2 separate regions of the Mus musculus genome follow, and region 2 is linked to region 1. Evidence: chromatin loops called from intact Hi-C (ENCODE). Cell type or tissue: gastrocnemius. All regions are shown on one strand. Links, peaks and the distances in the headings refer to the core of each region. The heading gives the core; the rest is flanking DNA.

The links. Peaks named below come from ENCODE experiments on the same cell type or tissue, not always from the same donor. Only the 100,000 strongest peaks of a DNase experiment are listed, where the experiment ranks them.
Region 2: a loop joins it to region 1, with 8 times the contacts of the local background. A loop is called at or near these places in 40 of 42 quality-filtered maps.

Annotation. Positions count from the first base shown.
Region 1 is chr9:102,634,535-102,639,913 of GRCm38, forward strand. No RefSeq gene overlaps it. Among named protein-coding and RNA genes, the nearest start is that of Anapc13, 11 kb to the left of the region's middle. In gastrocnemius, for the core only: a CTCF peak has its summit at 2,134 (motif pointing right); a DNase peak (open chromatin) is centred at 2,207; H3K27ac peaks cover 279 bases.
Region 2 is chr9:102,863,835-102,869,213 of GRCm38, forward strand. Ryk (receptor-like tyrosine kinase) reads left to right here. Exons shown (of 15, transcript NM_013649.3): 3 at 3,721-3,820. Among named protein-coding and RNA genes, the nearest start is that of Ryk, 32 kb to the left of the region's middle. In gastrocnemius, for the core only: a CTCF peak has its summit at 3,302 (motif pointing left); DNase peaks (open chromatin) are centred at 553, 1,616 and 3,272; H3K27ac peaks cover 2,752 bases.

The DNA of each region.
Region 1 (5,379 bases), core at 94-5,093:
GCATTCCCATGCCTGAGACGTGTTCTGAGTGACGTTAGCCTGTAGGTGCCTATGCCCCGAGCAGATACTCCACTCTCTGATAACTGGCATTCTTAAGATTCCCAAGCTACTTTTAGACATTGCATAAATGTACAGATTTAAAAGTTATCTCTGAAGAATTAGGGGATGGCTTAGTCAGGACCTAAGTTTGATCCCAACTCCAGTAAAAATTGGGCTTCGTGCCATGGTAGTGTGTGCTTGTAATCCTGCTTAGCTGTTAGTCACCTCTGCTCTCCGTCTGTGGTTATTGCCTTTGCACCACTGGAGAGGTTCTCTGCGTGAATGGAATACTCCTTTTATTCAGAATAATAATGGCATCTCATACCTCAGAGCCCCCTCAAATATAAAACACTGTGAAGCCAGTAGTCAGTACAATATTTATACAAAAATTTGTCAGCGGTGGAAAGATGGCTCAAGTGGTTAAGAGCACTTCCTGCTCGTTCTTGGCACCCACATACCAGCTCATACCTGTCTGTGACTCCAGTTCCAGGGGGTTCCTTACCCTCTTCTGGCCTCTGGGGGGGCTGCACACATGAGATGCATATGCATACATAATAGGCAAGACACTCATAAAAATAAATTTTTAGAATTTCTAAAGACTCCACGGCATCAAGCCTTGGGGATAGAAGTACTGCTATAAAATGTCAGTTATTGGCTCTCCCTTCCAGCCGTCTCCCCGAGACAGTATAAGCACAGAACTCCAGAGGACGTGTATCTTTGGCAGCCAGTATACAGAGAACGGGTGAAAAAAAAAAAACAGGGAAAGGGACATCCAAGAAGTACAGCATAGTAGATTCCAGTAGATGTCATTCACTTTAAAGAAAGTGTGGCATTTCTTGTACCTGCCTTGGCTTTCTGAACAAACACCTGACATACAAGTGGCCAGGGAAAACAGTGAGGGGTGAATGTTGACCACCGAGCAAGAGATGACACAAAGCTTCAAAGTGGAACTGGTGTTGCCAGCAAGAAACCTGGGTGGTCTAGGGGCTTCTCCACATCTCCCGAGTCATCGAAAGACTTAATCAGAGCTGGGGACTGCCTGATCTGTTTGGTTTGGTTTGCTTTTTGTTTGTTTGTTTCATTTTGTTTTGTTTTGTTCCAAGACTTTCTTTGTATAAACCCTGGCTGTCCTGGAACTAACTCTGCAGACCAGGCTGCCCTGGAACTCACAGAGATCGCCTGCCTCTGCCTCCCAAGTGCTAGGATTAAAGGTGTGAGACACCACCATCCAGCTTTTATTTGTTGTTTTTGTTGTGTTGTTGTCGTCGTCGTCGTTTATTTGTTTTTTAATGCAAGTCACCCCAGTAGATGGATTTCAGTTAAGACAGGAAATGTAAAAGACAAAAGAGCTTTACACTGAAAAAGATGATGGTGGCTTGGACTGTGGAGGCGAAGGTGGAAGTAGAGGAGGTCGAGATAGCTTTTCCTGGTGGACTTGTCCAGGCTTACCCACTGCACAGTATTCCCTGCAGTGAGATCCCTGGATTGTACGTGTATGGTTCTAAAGAGACTCACATGCAGTGTAAGCCTTGTCTTATAACCCAGAACTGAATTCTCTTGAGCCAGACACAGGCCTGCAGATACAATCTCTGTCCCTGAGAAACATCCAGAGGCCAGGAGCTGCCCATCATCTGAAGCCCATCTTAGACCCACCCCTTCATGGTATCGCAACAATGGCAGCTGGGGTGGATGGAACACTTCCATGGCTCAAGCCCTGCCTTTTCTTTTTAGCTGGATGTCATTGTCCTTTGAATAGGAGATAACAGCTTAAAATTTAATGTTAGCTTGTCAAAAGTTAAGAGACTTATAAAAGTCACTCAAATAGTAAGGGCTTTCCAACCTAGACTGTCACAGCTCAAAACCCATGTCGTTGCCAAAAGCCACATCAATGCCCTAGAAAATCCCACCAGAATTCTCAAATTTTTCATGTTTTTCTAATTTATAGAACAGAGACAGAATTGACAACATTCTTATTAGGGGACCTGAGATACATAAAACAGTAAATATTACTGTTTAGTTACCAAAATAAGATAATTGCTACCAAAAGAAAAAAAATCATGGTTTCACTCATTTTCAGTTTGTCATCAGTGCCCCTTTATCACCAGCAGGGGCCGCTCAACTCCTTTTTAAAAATTTGTGTCTGGTTCCTAAGCCGTCCTGTAGTCCTTCAGTGAACCAACCCAACGGAAGCTGCAAGTCCTGAGGTGCTGGCCCAGAAGGGCAGCTGGGACTCAGATGATGGACACCCCCAACCTGCCTCGGCCTCTGAGCCAACCAGCTCTGGTTCCATGAGTGTGCACTCTCAGAAGCATTCATTCAGATGAATGCTTCACCCTCTGATCTTGAGTCTTTCAATTGCTTGTTAAAAGGACCCAGGTTTTCATCTTGCAATGGCTTCCAACTGTAGCTAGCTAATCCATGGCAGCCATCAGTCAGAGCGCTCCATGTTGACTGGAGAGTGACTCAAATGTCACTACATTGGCAGGGTGGGCATTGAAGGTTCTATATCAGCAGACTTTAAAGCACAAGAAAAGCAGGCAGGTCCCAGAGAAGCAGAGTGGAGAGCTAGGGCCAGCATCTTTGCTGTCACAGGGGGCTTGGGGGTCCTCTCAAGATCTCCCAAGGTGGTAGCTGAATGAACTCAGGAAGACTTGCCTGATTGACCGTGGGGTGAGGGGCAGGTACAGAGATTCTGTAAGCCCAGCAAGACAGGTGAGTGGACAGCTAAGAGCACTTGAGGCAAGGTAATCAATCATGTGACTCCGGGGCACGTCCTTACTGCAGTTTTTCCAGGCTCTTAGCCAATGACTATGTAACCTTCTGTAGCCCTGTCTCAGAGTAGACCCTTTGACCCAAATAAGGTAAGAAAAGCACGATGACAGCTGGGGACAGTGTTCAACTCCTCTGCCTATGACTGGTAGGTCAGTAGTATAAAGACTGTCTGCCTATTTTTCTTTGGGTTGTTTTCTCAGTTGGCTAAACGTATGCAAAAACTATTTTTGTGACTCAAATTTGGCCAAATCGTAGCAGTTTCCTTTGTTTTCAGCTAATGCTGTTCTGGGAGTTGATCGTCCATATGCAGAAAAATATGCACGCACGCACACTCATTAGCTGGATTTGCTGGGGGCGGGAGAAGGGGACAAAGGGGTGGAGAGCTCAAAAATACCAAATGACTGGAGAGGAAATGAGAGAGGGTGATGTAAAAGCCCATCCCTGTCTTCCCTGGTGACTCAGGCCCCCTTTATAGAGATGCCACCACCCGAGGGCAAAAAAGACTTTCCTCCACCCATACTCTGGTCTTGCCTTGGCTCTTCTGGCAGTTCTGTCCCCAGCTTCCACTCCACCTGCCTTCCAAATGCTACTCATTAAGTGGCAGCCGTGCTGGCCCTGGAGGACTTTCTGCCAAATCGCCAGTGAGCTTGCCCTTGACTGAGACCCCTCATGGTCTGATCCATCTTCTTTCAAGGCTCTGGTGTTCCCAGCCTCTCTCCTCCCAGACTCTAGTCTCACGGTTGTGATGATTTTAGGAGATGTACCTACCCTCCATCCATCCCGCTCTCACCCGGGCTACCCCAGAGCTGGGAAGGTCAGGGACTTGTGCAAGTACAGGGCACCAAGGCACCTGAGCCTTGGGCTGGGTTCAGGGCACTCATGGCAGAAGCAGATAGGGCTGGTCCCTACCCCCTGGGCTTTTCACTTTGTATCCTCAATCAATCAGCCATCTCTCCGTGACCTGTTTTGTTTTGTTTTTTTCTGTCGCTTGCTTCTTTTATTTATTGTAATACTAGCATTTATCTTCTTATCTAGAAGCATTCAACTTCTTCCCCTCTCTGCTTTCATTTTGCAAAGTCTCTGAAATAATACATTTTGTTGTTGTTGTTGTTGTTGTTTTGTTTTGTTTTGTTTTTTCAAGACAGGGTTTCTCTGTGTAGCCCTGGCTGTCCTGGAACTCACTCTGTAGACCAGGCTGGCCTCAAACTCAGAAATCCGCCTGCCTCTGCCTCCCGAGTGGAAACAATACATTTTATATCAAATTCACAGCTCATTTGTCTCCCTTAATAGTTGCTCATCTAACATTATATATGCATAAAATGTATGCACGGTAACTATATGCACAGACCTTGAAACCAAAGGACTCGAGTTCAAAACCCAAAGCCAAGCAACACTCCAGCTGCGCATCCCCTCACAGGCGATATTACCTTGCTAAGCCCAGGTCTCTGTGAAGCGAAGGTTGACAACACTACTATATCATACGAGTCTCAGGTTAAATGGGGCAGTGCAGGTGATGGGTTTGGACAGATTGGGACCCATGGCAAATACCTGAAACCTGAGCTATTGCTTCTTATTAATATAATGCAGCAGGCACTTCAAAGGCATCCGATATTAAGCTCGTCCAGATTTTGGAGATGGCGAGGTTCAGCAGCAACGACTTAGAAGGCAGAAGACCTGGGTTTGAGCTCTCTCTTAAGGAAACTGTGCTGGGGGTTGAACCCAGGACCTTCCATTATGCTCAGCAAGACTATATGGCTGAGCTCCAGCTCCAGCCTGAAAAGCCTCTGGTTTTAAGATCTAATTGACCCCTTGCTGACCTCGGGACCAGGAGGAGTCTGCCAACTTCTCTCAGCCTTCTGGAATCAAAGAGTAAAAATGCATTCAAAACTCCACTGTCGCTTAAAGAATGATAAACATTTAAGTTAAGCATCCAGATTTTATTTCCTGCATAAATGTTCTGAAATTCATGTTTTAACAGCGCTGGATGTGTGTGCTAAGCTGATAGGTGCTTGTGCGGGCATAGCTGACTATGATTTGCATAAATATGTTTTCTGCAGTCTGGAAGGAAAGACAACAAACCTACTGGCAAGGGTCACCTCCAGGGACAAGATTTGACAGGCTGAGGAAGGAAATTCCACAGCTATCCTTCAGAAAAAAGTCGTAGCTCTTTGGGTAATTTTTTTTCAGATAATCATATAAATGCTGCAAAATTTAGAAAAGTATTGTTTATTTTCATAAAAAACAAAACCAAAAACTCTTCTCACTGTTCTTGAAAGAAGTTCTGGGACATGGGTCAAAACTCTTATCTGTAGTCAGTAACTTCCGAGCAAGCGTCAGATCCACACAAAGCACTCTGGGAAATGCACGTATAGCTCTGAAGGTGGGGTTCGTGCCTGATAGTGCAGTGTGTGAGGCCACGTAAGTCACTCACATAGAAGAGCACAACGTGGAATGTGTGCAGCACACAGCTAATAGAGCTCAGGAAATATCTGCTGGACCAATGGACTGCTGGGTGGATCTGTGTGTGGCCGGCCACATCAAGTGCATGGATTCGTGGCTGGACCTGTG
Region 2 (5,379 bases), core at 284-5,283, 230 kb after region 1:
GAAGGAAGGCTGTCTCTCTCAGTTTCTAACACTCTGTCAGAATCTCTGTTTGGGCTGTTTGAGCTCTTGCCAGAAGATGAACTGTTGGCTTCCGAGATCTCCAGACTCGCCAGTGTATCACTTGAACACTGCAGGCATTTTAACATCAGTGTTCCCACATCAGAGCTTTTGCTGGTAGAGTTCTCCAGTGTTTACGTGACTGGTCTTGCCAAAGATTTCAGTTCCCTCAGCGGCTGGAGCTGTGTGTGTCTTTTCTTAACATCTATGTCACGCGCGCCTCGCTGAGTGGTTGAGAATGTGTTAATTGTATTTTAAGATGGGAGGAGAACTCTGGTATTGATTCTCTCACAAGAGTAGACGACTAGGCGGTCTTAACAGATAATTAGTTTCTTGTATGTTCCAGAACATTCCCCAGTGTTCAAGAAGAAACTTGCAACTGTGTCTGCTAAGTGTCAGTAGATATGCTAGACAGCCAAAAGGCAGAGGCTCAGTAGGATGTGGCAGAGGACTCCACCACCCACTCCCTTGGTCTCCGTCCAGGAGATTCTGCGGGGAGCTTGTCAGAGCTCCAGCAGCTGCCTCTGGGGGCCAGCCTGCTGTGTCCCAGTGGAGTGAAGTAGCTGTGAGAAAGGCAGTTCTGGCAATTTCAGAGAAATTAAAAGGCCGTTGACTGTAGGCGAGCACATTCACTTTAGATGTGTTCCAGAAGGGGACTGCTTTATTCGTCGTCTGCCTATTCACACAGCCATGCGTTCCAAGTAAGGAAAAATACCAAACATGTTGATTTTTTAGCTTATTCAAATATTTATATTTTCTCTAGTTACTTTTCTGAAGTATTTTGGCTCATTTATTTTCTGATAAACAGCTGCTGCACAGATTTGCTTTGGGGTGGGGGGCAGGGTAAGGCTGGGGTGCACTTTCTAAATAGATCTCTTTCTTCCAAGGTGATTGACAAACGGCATTCCTTACAGATCAGTACACACCAAAGTAGAGACAATTGTATTCCAGTGATTGGCACTTTCTTCTCTGACTCCAAAAACTACATTAAAAAAAAAAACCAAAAAACAAAAAAACCCAGCTGTCCTCAGTACACCAGTGTGAGGGGGGAACTGCCTTCTGATGCTTCCGTGTTCATTCATCCGTCCAAAGGAAGTCTTAGGCAAAGGGCAGGCTTCCATGCTTCTTGTTGTGGGTTCCTCTGGGCCACTGCTGATTCTCTCAGTCCTTCCCTCAGCCACCTCTGCCTGTGCTCTGCTCCTTGTTTTGCCGCCACTTGCAACATCATTTCCTCCCTTTCTCCCTCTCCCGTGCTTAGACTGAGATGGCCCTGCCACTCCTCTTGCCGCTCTCCCTCAGCTCTGCCGTCAGAGCCCTCTCTTTGCTTTCCTGGCTTTGGTCCCCGGACAGCTATTCCTCTGCTTATAGCCAGAACTTTGTAAAGGAGACCGAAAGGTTAGAGCAGATGTCCAAGAGGGGCACTGAGGGGTAAGGAGCTTCTGGAAGAGCATTGATGCCATGGACAGACAGAGTCAGCAAGATGACGTGGGCCTCAAGCACAGCTCAGGCCCTGGCACTAGAAACGGACGGCCTGGCAGGGTGTCTGGGGAGAGGCATCGAGCCCATGTGATAGAAGTGGGGTCTTTGATTCCCTGGCAGGAGGCAGAGACAGGAGGGGGAGCTGGATCAAGTAACTCACTTCCCAGGTGAGAAATCCTGGCTCCAGGATGTCTGTTAGCTAGGAACACACACTGTCCCAGTGGGGTGCCTGCCTACCTATGAGAGGAGGCTCCCCCATGTATGTAGGAACCCACAGACAGTATCCCAGTGAGGCGCCTGTGTTGATCTGTGAGAGGAGCTTGGCAATCAGGTAAGCTCAACTCTGTCTGGTAACCCTACAGCTTCAGCCTTTGAGGTTACCAGATGGGTATGCCTAGTAGGTAGTTGGAGGAAAAGGAGAGGGAGAGACAAGTTGAAATGTTTATCCTTGGGACTGGAGTGCAGAGGGTTAATGTTCTGATAGGTCAGCCTGATGCAGAAAGGAATAAGAGTTCTTCCTGGAAGTGAAGAAGCCGAGCAGGTAGCGTGTGGTGCACCAGCGAGGAGCACGGGTGAGGTTGAAGAGGAGCAGCCATTGAGCACAGGTCTGGGGGGTCATCATGTGTATCATCTCCTCAGCAAGCTGAGCCAAGGGCCATGGGGTTGCAGGCACTGCCATCCAAGTGTGAAGAAGAAGGAGTGAACCAGCTGAAGGTGTCAGAATGACTGTGTCAGTGATGTCCCTGCTGGGGCACAGGCTGGGGCACAGGCGGTGGGAACATGAAACCCGGCATCCTGGCTGTGCTGGGAAGGAAGGAAGTAGTTTAATTAACCACTGCTTTCCCCCCTCTACTAGCGCAGCCCTCGGCTCATAAACATGCCTCATAAATGTTGTCCGACTTAGAGTAGTGAGCACAAAGAACTGCTTTTACAGGGACCAGAGGTGGGTGGTCAGAGGCAGTGCTGGCATCTTGGATGGAATGGACGGTATTTTTGTATCTGTTTTGGACATAGAGAAGTTGAGTGCTATGTCAGAACGAACACTGAATTTCAGAGTTAACAGAAAGATGGGAGGAGACGGAATGAGCCAGCCTTCGAAACCTGTGTAGAGTCTTGTGTGTGACATGTGAGTGGCCCGAGACATGCACTGAGTAGAAGAGAGCTTCAGAGTAGAGGGGCTGATTTCACGCAGGACGTCTAGAGAGGGCCTTAGAGCCTGACAGGGATACTGACCACATGTGCAGACCCAGTGCTCAGGTCTAGAAAGTAGACATGAGCAAGAAGAGGAGGAGCCTGAGGGGAAAGCCACACTGAGGGAGATCATGAGGGAGATGAGAGTATGAGAGGCTGTGCAGCCAGTGGGGTTCCTCACATCAGGAACAAAACCGATCCCACCAGTGCTGACAGCTCAGGAGGGTTTGCTGCAAACCCCTGGGGTTGGCAGGAGGCTGATGACCACAAAGGAGTGCAGCTTGACAGTGGGAGAGGCTGCTGAGGCCCCGGGGTCCCGAGCCAGTGTCACGGGCCTGTTGTGTCATCAGCTTGGAAAAGTTGCTCATTTGTGCAGGTCACGTGGCCTCCTGGTTCTAGATCCCATGCTGATCTGTCTCAGGCACCACCCCCCCCCCCCCCCCAAGCTATGGCCTCGTGCAGAGATAACAGCCATACCTTACAGTCAGTGCATCCTCTTGAGGTTTTAGTGCTGGGAAGCCCAGGGTACCTTAGTGATGGCTCTCTAGCGCCCCTTGGTGGCAGCCATGGCGATGTGATGAGCTGAGAGATTGAATGCTTCCTTCCAGACTGTTGATTTTAAGGGAAAGGGTGGTTCAGTTCCAGGTACCAAATGGACAGTAGCCTTCAGGTTGAATTTCTGTCTGGCTGAAAAGTCCTAGTATGATTTCAGTTTTATTATTTTTATTTATTTATTTTTGAGACGGGGTCTCACTTTGTAGCCCAGGTTGATCCTGAACTCACTATATAAACCACACTGGCCTCAAACTCACAGAGATCCACCTACTGCTCACGGCTGACTGCTAGAATTAAAGGACTGCTCTTGGAATCTTTTTGGGAGTGGATTTTTATTCCACCCATGAATAGCTCTCATACTGCTTAGTTAATGAACTTACTAATGAAGTCTTTTTCTGTTGTCAGGGGTATAATGTTTTATCTCTCTTCATTTTGCAGGTTGAATATAAGCTGGGATTCCAAGTAGACAACTTTGTGGCTATGGGCATGCCCCAGGTCAATATTTCTGCTCAAGGGGAGGTCCCACGCACTTTATCAGGTGAGCCAGGAAAGACGGACTTAGCATACTGCTTTCAGCTGCCTCCATCCTATCCCTACAAGGATAGTTCACTGAGTACCGGGCCCTCCCACATCAATCATTAATCAAGAGAGTGCCCCACAGACAAACTCAAAGGTCCCAGGGGGTTGGGAGGCAGGGGTTGGGGAAGTAGACGTGTAATTATTATTGTCATCTTTATTGTCTATTTATTTTTAAAGAATGTTGTAGGGCTTTTCCTGGCAGTTTTATTCACAATTATTATTGGCACAAGTTCAGCTAGGCTTTAAGCAGAGCTGGGAGGCAAGTTAATTTTTGGGGGTCAGCAAGAGTTTCAGAAATATCAAAGTCTCTGATCCACTACTCATAGATGGTGAAATATCTTTGAAATTTGTAAGAAAGGAATCATAAATTAAAAAGGCAAAATGTTCTAAAATCTACGACTTTGTCATTAACATTCCTAGATATACCTTTAGAAGCTAATCCTATTTAGAAGGGCAGTGTTGTTTTTAATTCATAGCCAAGAACATGTTAGCTTTGTTTATAGGTTTATTATAATTTCCCCCAGTAACAATGTCTTTATTTCCTAGAGGTACTGCTTTTGAATGGTACAATTTTTATTTTATTTTATTTTTTAAAGATTTATTTATTTACTTATTGATTCATTTATTTTATGTATATGAGTACACTGTTACTATCTTCAGCCACACCAGAAGAGGGCATCGGATCCCATTACAGATGGTTGTGAGCCACCATGTGGTTGTTGGGAATTGAACTCAGGACCTCCGGAAGGACAGTCAGTGCTCTTAACCACTGAGCCATCTCTCCAGCCCTGATACGGTTTTTAAATGTGGTTACTAAATACACATATGACATAAACATTCTCCACAGGGAGTACTTCTAAACATGTCATGCACCTGTCTGCTCATACTATGGATATAGTTGTTATTGGTGGTGTGCTGACGTGTATTTTTGGCCATCTGTTATGGTGTGGCTTCAAGCCCAACAGGAACTCTCTGGCACCCAGTTCAGTGCAGCTTTGGTTTCCCTACATTTTCTTAGCCAGACAGCAGGAAAGGCTTTCCCTCCTTGGGATTCGATGATGGCATGCTTTATTCCGGGTAGCTCATGTCTGCCCTGCAGGCCGCAGTCCACACGGTGTGGTCAGCACTGCCTTCTTGACATTCATACCCTTCACGTTGCTAGGAGCGATACACAGGTGCATTTGGTGCTGCAGAGTCTTTCCTTCCGTGGTGTAGTTTTGTTACCGTTGCTGGGGAGACTGGTAAGCTCAGCAGTTTGCCTCGTGATTCCTGAGATTCAGTGCATTGGAAAGCAGAACATAGACAACAAACTGATATTAAAAACAAAGTCACAAGGAAGGCTCGGAAGTAACTATCCCTTCATCTGTGTCCTGTGCTCTGCTTCAGTCCTCTGGATCTGCAGTGAAGGAAATGCAGGTGTCCAGAGCGGTGGTGACAGGGTCTCCGGAAGCTCCTGTCTGATCCGCTTATTTAGATGCGCTTCTTTATTTTATTTGAGCAGAAATAGATGAAAATGTT